Linked DNA regions of Homo sapiens: region 2 is linked to region 1. Evidence: chromatin contacts called from ENCODE Hi-C data. All regions are on one chromosome and are shown on one strand. The core of a region is the stretch at or near the end of the contact, and the rest is flanking DNA. Distances in the headings are between cores, read along the strand shown.

What was found. A loop is a pair of places that touch in the nucleus more often than their neighbours do. Pooled maps may share reads with other maps.
Region 2: a pooled map shows a loop between it and region 1 (25-fold over the local background). The contact joins the promoter of ETFDH here to the promoter of CTSO in region 1. A Hi-C loop is called at or near these places in 2 of 37 single-sample maps with no recorded cell type and 12 of 50 pooled maps.

The regions. Positions count from the first base shown.
Region 1 is chr4:155,952,355-155,956,234 of GRCh38, reverse strand. It overlaps CTSO (cathepsin O), which reads left to right and starts at 2,369. Exons shown (of 8, transcript NM_001334.3): 1 at 2,369-2,522. The coding sequence starts at 2,388. RefSeq lists an enhancer at 964-1,258.
Region 2 is chr4:158,670,281-158,674,623 of GRCh38, reverse strand. It overlaps ETFDH (electron transfer flavoprotein dehydrogenase), which reads right to left and starts at 2,328. Exons shown (of 13, transcript NM_004453.4): 1 at 2,134-2,328. The coding sequence starts at 2,167. It overlaps C4orf46 (chromosome 4 open reading frame 46), which reads left to right and starts at 2,737. Exons shown (of 2, transcript NM_001008393.4): 1 at 2,737-3,008. The coding sequence starts at 2,823. RefSeq lists enhancers at 1,980-2,481, 2,083-2,642, 2,485-3,121, 3,122-3,758 and a silencer at 3,063-3,132.

The sequences.
Region 1 (3,880 bases), core at 1,120-3,619:
ACTCTCCCCCATCCTTTTTTTTTTCCTTTACTCCATCCATGCTGACGTCTTTTATGTTTCTGGAACGTGCCAAGCAAACTTCCATCTCAAGGCCTTTGTGTTGACAGTTCTTTCTGTCTTAGCTTCTCTTTCCCTGGATATCTGAATATCCATGTGGCTCACTTTCTTCTCCTTCAAATCTTTGCTCAAAACTCTCCTCATCAGTGAGGACAGTATTGAACAGCTTATTTAAAATAGCAGTACCACCCCTCACACTGATGATGCTCCTTATCTGGATTTATTGTCCTTTAACACATGTACAAGTTGAGCATCTCTAATCCAAACACCCAAAATACTCCAAAATCTAAAACTTATTGAGTACTGACATCATGCCACACCTAGAAAATTTCACACCTGACTTCATGTGGTGGGTCATAGTCAAAATGCATTCAAAGCCTTGTTTTATGCATAAAATTACCTAAAATAGTCAGTAAGATTACCTTCAGTCAGTAGCATAAGTGAAACACAAATGAATTTTGTGTTTAGACTTGGGTCTCATCCCCAAGAGATCTCATTATGTATATGCAAATATTCCAAAATCTGGGGGGAAAAAATCTGAAATCTGAAACACTTCCAGACCCAGGCATTGTGGATAAGGGATCCTCAACCTGTAGTAATTTTATTGCGTCTCTCCCCCTCACTGAAATACCAGCTTCAACAGGGTGGGGCTTTTCATCTCTTCAGTCACTTATGCACTTCCATCCATGATGTGTCCTGATGACCTAGAACAATGCCTGACACTTAGGAAGTACTCAATAAAATATTTGTTGATGTAAATCAATTGAAATATCAGTCCCATAGGGATGGGGATTTTCATCCCTTTAGTCACTTATCCACTTACTTGATATATCCTCATTACCTAGAAGAATGCCTGACACTTAGCAGGTACTCAATAAATACTTGATGTGAGCTCCTGAAATGAGTTTAGTTCAAGGGGCTTTTTTACAATACCAATTATCCTAAAGTAAAGATGACTGCCTATATTTAAATTTCCTGACTCCGTAGGTTGTCAATAAACAGGGACTATGATCTGAAAGCAAAGTTCAGTTTAAAAAGAAAAGTATGTGCTTGTATGAGTCACAAAAAAGGGCTAAGTACAAAAGAACTGCTGAGGTAAACATGAACATCGTTCTGTGAACTTATGATTTAAATAAAATCTTTATCACCACACTTGCCAAGAGCAATATATCTTATCATGAACGTACATAAAAAACTCTTGTGTCTTTCCTCTTAATACTCGGAACATTATTTTTATTTTTATTACGAAGTTTGCATTGGAGAATATTGTAACTCACTGCACCTAGGTAAAAACTAAAGACATAAATCTGATGTTAGTTCTAAAAATCTACAAGGGTAATGATATGAATTTCACAGACATGGAAGCCTTGTTCAGAATAGATGATAATAGAAAGGCTCGGTAGAGCCAGGTTCATGAGTGTGTGACCTGTGCAGAAGTGGGTGCTTAGAAGGCCCATGGCTTGGGTTAATGCTCTGCTGTTGCCGTCTTGAAATTCTTCACAATTTATGAACAAGGGAACTTCATTTTCAGTTTACACGGAACCCTGCAAATTATGTACTTGGCTCTATCTTCCTTTGCAAACGGAGAAACAGGCTTCAAGAGTTTTGAAACTGCCATAATAGATCCAAAAACTGTGTATGCTTTTCACATCTGTACAATTTTGTTACGTATTTATAAACATCTGCTGAATGGATGACTCTATGTATTGGCCCACATCACTTCAGAACTAGGTCTTGAACTTAGGGATTGTGGCAAGAAGGAAAAAGGCAGCTTCCGGTGGCTCACAGGGCAGGCCAGGTGGCTCACACCTGTGAGCATTTTGGGAGGCCAAGGCGGGTGGATCACTAGAGTCCAGGAGTTCGAGACCGGCCTGGGCAATATGGCAAGATCCTATCTCTACTAAAAATACAAAAATAGCCTGGGGTGGTGGCACGCGCCTGTAGTCCCAGGTACTCCGGAGGCTGAGGCAGGAGGCACTTGAACCTGAAGGTCGAGGCTGCAGTGAGACCTGATCTCAACACACACAAAAGAATGACTCTCAGGCTTCTTTTTTTCTAATGGATGGAAGTGAAACCTCGAAAGCACATGGTCAAGTGCCTGACTCTTCCAAAACAAAAACAAAAACAAAAAAACTAGCCTCAGCAAGGAGGTCCGTAGCCTCCAGCTGACCGGATTTTCAGTCACAGAACACCGGGGACCTAAAAAAGGGTCAATCTCAGCATCGTGCACTCAACCCAGCTCCTTCCGCCCCTCGAGCCCAGGCTGGGAGGAGCCGAGGAACCGAAAGAGAAAACAGGCCGCGCGGGCGGCAGAGGAGCCGGGCGCCGCAATGGACGTGCGGGCGCTGCCGTGGCTGCCGTGGCTGCTGTGGCTGCTGTGCCGGGGCGGCGGCGATGCGGACTCCCGCGCCCCCTTCACCCCGACCTGGCCGCGGAGCCGCGAGCGTGAAGCCGCCGCCTTCCGGGTACCGAGCGCGCGCCTCCCCGGGATCTGTCCCTGCTCCCTCACTTCCTGTCCCGGGTCTGGGCTGCGGAAGAGGGCCCCCGAGAGCTGACCCTGCTCGTGGGCACCCGTGGCTCTGCGATGCGTCTGGGGCCCTGAGCTGCGGGTGCAAAAGCCAGCTTCTCTCTCCCCTCTCCTTGTGCCATGGTGTCACTCCCCCATGCCTTTGCTAACCAAAAGACTTGATTTTCCAGAAGAGATTTGTCGCTATGGATTTTTGGGACGCACCCAAATAAATCCATAGATACGTCCAAAGTGTCCTTGGTGGGAAGAAGCACCCCCTTTTAGCAATCCCCTCTATCGTTGCCACTGGCTTCCAAAGCTCTTCTATTTCTCTTTTATGAGAACCAGAAACAGGGAGCAGCCTGTTGGTGGAAGAAACCTGTCGTGTTTTTTTTTCCCGAGGAGGGCGCTAGTGATCAGAAGTTAGAAACAAAGAGCCTGTCTTTAGCCAGATTAAAGAATCCTGATGGTTTATGATTCTCCTTAAACTAACGCACCACTTTAAAAGTTCTTCCTGCCTTGGCGGAGACTGAGTTGAAGAAAAGAGAAGCATTTAATTTCCTTTTCATATTATTATACGAAATATAATATAATTTATATTTTATAATATTTATAATAAATACTTAGATTTGAGTCTAGCATGAAAACTCTGGAAGGGACCAGTTAGCTGAGCACAAATAATGATTTTCCTGAAACCAAGGAAACTGCAAGGGATGCCGATTTAGTGTTCGCCTCACTATGTTCTAGATAGCTGATACTATTTAACACATTTTTAAATTCATGAAAGATGCCATTATCATGATTTAATTTATTGGAAAAGAAAATTCTTTCATTCTGAATCAAACATAAGTCTGAGTTGAGTAATATTGCTCAAGGAAGTGTATCTTTTTTCCTGGTGTTTGTTGGAATTTCTCACAGGATTTCATAGCTGTGCTCTTTTCCCCCGACTCTCCTGGAAAGCTCCAATGTTTAGGAAGGCCAGCCTTCCCTGATTCTGTCCACTCTTACGTTTTGTCCAAACCGAGATGTGTACTGTTATCTCCACTTTATTATTCTTGAGTTCAGTTCTAGCTTTCAAAACCAGAAGTCCTCTTACTCTTTCAAGAACAAAATTCTGGCCTGTATTCTACCCCTATCCTCAACTTACGTTCGTTTTCCTGGTAAACGAAACCCCTTAGGGGAAAAGTCAGTTTCACCTTTATTGGTAACGTATTCATTGGCTAAATAAATAAACACACTGTCAGGCTCCTAAAAATAATATTTCAGGACAAAGCTCAAAGGGCTAGACTTATAAATATATTTTTAACATTTATTTAG
Region 2 (4,343 bases), core at 1,079-3,578, 2.7 Mb before region 1:
CATACTAAAAACTATAGCACTGGGGCCAGGCATGGTGGCTCATGCCTATAATCCCAGCACTTTGGGAGGCTGAGGTAGGAGGATCACTTGAGGCCAGGAGTTTGAGACCAGCCTGGCCAACATGGCAAAACCCCGTCTCTACTAAAAATACAAAATTAGGCATGGTGGTGGGCACCTGTGATCCCAGGTACTACGGAAGCTCAGGCACGAGAATCACTTGAACCCGGGAGGCAGAGGTTGCAGTGAGCTGAGATTACATCACTGCCCTCCAGCCTGGTCAACAGAGCAAGACTGTGTCAAAAAAACCCCAAAAAACAAAAAAACTATATTGGCAACACTTTTTAAGCCTTAGATAACTATTCACCTATCCTCAATTTTGGAAAAAAAAAAGTATATTAAATACATAAAGATATTCTAGAACTCAGTTCAAGAGTTCAAATACACTATAACGAATATTTAAAATATTTAGTTTTCAATGCATTGTAGTTTAGTGCATAGAAGTTATTTACTTCTGAAAACTGATGACTGACATATGACAAACTATTTCTACTGCTTGTATAGCTACTGATTTTCTTGAGAATATTTGGAACTGTGTAGTCTGAATTTCTCCAAAGGATTGGAAAAAAAAGTCACAACCTTTACCCCTTTTCTGAAAACACATCTGATATCTCACTTTAGAGATTGGAATATTCAGTCTCCGTGGTTGAGAAGAGAAGTCACAAAGTCCACTGAACTCATAGCATCACCATATCAAAGTCACACTGATGGCACATTGGTGTCTACCTCTTTCATGCCAGCAGGCTACGAAAATGGCAATGAATTGCCATCCAAAGAAAACAGAAATGGTAGTGGAATTTGGTTAGCACTGGGCCCAAGGCTGATTGCATCTAAATTAGGCTCTAAGGCAGATAGCATCTGACTACTTTAACGTTCCAAACACCATCTTATCCATACATTAAGTGCAGCAAAAAATGCATGGGTGACATGAAATTTAAACAAAGTTCTAATTTCTTAATATATGGAAGCCAAATTTAACAAAATTCTACTTTCATGAAATTTCATAAGAATATCCTTGAATTTGGAATATTTAGACTTAATGATTCTATCACCAAAACTTAAGTAAACTAAAGATTTAAAAAAATTAAGCCAGTTATGACAGAATATGAGATCCTTTAGGGAACTTTTCTGTTTGAATTAACGACAACAACAAAAATTTAAGTAAAACTTTAAAAAGACCATCCAACTTCATCTGTCACGATGGTTCACAGAATACCCATAACACGATAAAGCCCTTAGAGTTAATTTAATTTAATTTTTTTTTGAGACGGAGTCTGGCTCTTTCACCTAGGCTGGAGTGCAGTGGTGCGATCTCAGCTCACTGCAACCTCCACCTCCGGGTTCAAGTGATTCTCCTACCTAAGCCTCCTGAGTAGCTGGGATTACAGGAGTGGGCCACAACGCCCAGCTAATTTTTGTATTTTTAGTAGAGATGGGGTTTCACAATGTTGGCCAGGCTGGTCTTGAACTCCTGACCTCAGGTGATCCATCCGCCTCAGCCTCCCAGAGTGCTGGGATTACAGGCTTGAGCCACCACGCCCAGCCCTTAATTTTAGACAACGCAGAAAAACTGGCTCCAGATACACTTGGGTGACTTGGTCAACATATGAATGTTAACCATGATGTGACAGATCAGACTTCAATTTCTTTAGACTGAACTAGAATGGCTCCGAAGACGAAAGTCAGGTCAGGACCAGGGAGAAAAACTGGGCAAATACGATTTTTTTTTTTCCATTTCCAACAGAGGTTTGAAGATTAGAACCAGGATTTGGGAAGCCTCAGTTCAGGAGTCCACCGAGGTGTGTGTGTGTTGACAGGTGGTGGTGATGCCGAGGGCGTGTTGACAAGTTTTCCCCGCCCTTGACCTTTAGCCTAGATATTAATTCTACCAACTGGGGCAACCCCAGAGGGAGGAAGCCAGGGTCCCCCAACAGGCTGACAGCGCGTGACCTTTGCCCTAGATAGCCTGAGAAAGCTGATGAGAGAAGGGGCGAGAGGTGCCTACAGCCCCCAGGACCGGCCTTGTCCCTTTTGCCCTAACTCCTCCACTTATCCCCACCGCCCGTTTCCTCTCACCCAGGCAGGACAGCTTGGCTAGCGGCACCAGCATGTTCAAAGTCACCAGGACTCTCGGTCGGACACAACAGGAGGACTGTCCGCTGCTCGCGGCGGGCGCTGGACCTCTAGGCCGCGGGGGGCGCCATCACCTGCCGGAAAGCAAGAACTCTGCTGCAGTTCGCCTCCCCGCTCTGCCGACCGCTCTTGCTTCACGGCGTTCCCACCTCCTTCTCGCTCTGCGCCGGCGCCATGGATGACGCAACGGCCAGCCGAGGCTTCCGGGTCATGTACCAAACCAGGGAAAGATAAGGGACTCCAAGTCCCAGCCGGGGAGCGGTGAAACAGCCACAGCGCGGCCAGAGGGGTCCGCGAATCCCACAGCACGACGCACGCGCAGTGAAAGGCAGTAGAAGGCGGGGCGACGCACACGGCTTCCTGGGAGGTGTAGTTTTCTCTACGAGTGCCCTTCGAGATCGATTGGAGGCTCGCGCAGGAGCCGTGAGTTGCCTAAGGTGAATTGACTCATATGATTGGCTGTCCCGAAAAATGAAACGTCTTTGTGGTCCGGGGCTGAGACCCACGAGGAGACTGGGCGGGATTTCTGGCGTTAGGAGGCGGGGCCTTTCGGCTTTGGGCGCGAGTGGTTAAAAGACAGTTGGTGTCGGTTCGGCTTCTCGGGTCGGATTCCGCGGTCCCAACCCTTCCCCATGGCCGACCCTGAGGAGTTGCAGGTTTCTTCGCCGCCCCCGCCGCCTCCCTCTTCTCCCTCCTCTTCAGACGCCTCTGCAGCATCTTCCCCGGGCGGCCCAGTGAGTTTGGGCTGGCCAGTTCCGAGCAGGAGCAGCGGCCCAACGGTGGACCAGCTGGAGGAAGTGGAGCTGCAGATCGGAGACGTGAGTGTGGTGTCGGGACCGCGTCCCCCCTCGGCGCCTCTGGGAAGACCGGCGGCGGCGGGGCTCGCGAGGCTAGGGAATCGGTCCCCCAACCCCCATGACCCGGGACGACCGGCCCTTCTGCGCCCCAGAGCGTGCGGGCGGGAAGCGGGGGGGATGCCAGCAGCTAAAGTGCCACCCCTCTCTGAGGGTTCCCCCTTTAGATTTAGTGGTGAGGAGTCTTAAGGGGTTTTCCTTCCACCCGCCCCACCCCTCACTGGTTTCTTTTTGTCTCGCCTTCTGGTTTCAATCATCCGCAGTAACCCGAAGCCACGCAGCTCTGCGCTGCCTGTTGCTGGCTCTCTGCCTCCTCCTTTCCCATCGGAGAATAGTTTTCATTGCATGGGTTTCGGAGAATAGTTTTCACTGCATGAGTTTGCTGGCTTTCTGTGGGTACTTGAGATCAGGCTGTGATTTCTTTCCATGGGACTTAGAGCCTGCTGTTCTAGTTGGCCACCTGCCCAGGGACAGCTGATAATGCCATTGTCTGCCCCAGGCCTGCTTAGCGCTGGACCCAGCTTGAAGGGTTTAGGTCACGTGGATTGGCTTCTTTGACGGTTTAGTTCAGGACTCCTCCCTTTGTATGATTGCTAGAATGCATACTTAGGATAGTTTCTGTTAAATCTCGAATCCCCAGAAACTAGCACCCCACCTCCCAACCGTAACTCACACACCACTGGAGGGGAGAAGACAGGGAAGGGGAGTTTTATGTTCTCTTGAGTGGGTCAAGTGGAATGAGGTATGTAGAGTGTAACCTGGGAGAGTTCTGTGGCCTGACCTTTCCTGCAGATTGGAAACTAGGGGATGAACTAGATTATCTCATTGCTCCGCAAGTATTTTTTTTTAAGGATGACTAGAGTGCTTAACCAGCTTTTATTTTTGCAGAACAAACTGATTGCAAGTAAATATGTAGAATGAAGTGCTAATGTGTTATTGAGGAACACTGTTTTATTTTATATCATTGGTGAAGAAAACGTTTGGCTGAAAAGTGAATTTTCCACCAGGAGCTGAGTGTTTTCTGCATTTGTGTGTGATTTTTTAATGTTATTTGTCAGAGCTCAGAGTTTCTGTTCTTTGATCTATACATTTTCATTGTTTAAAGTGTTCACAGGTCAATGCCCATGTTACCCAAATAGCAGTAAGAATTATTTATGATGAAATCTCTCAGATATATCTGGCGCTTAGTGTCAAGGGGTCCAAGTCATCTTGTTGAGCTGAGACTCTAGTGTATTTTCATAGAAAACAGCAATCCTGGGCCAAGCACGGTGGCTCACGCCTGTAATCCCAGCACTTTGG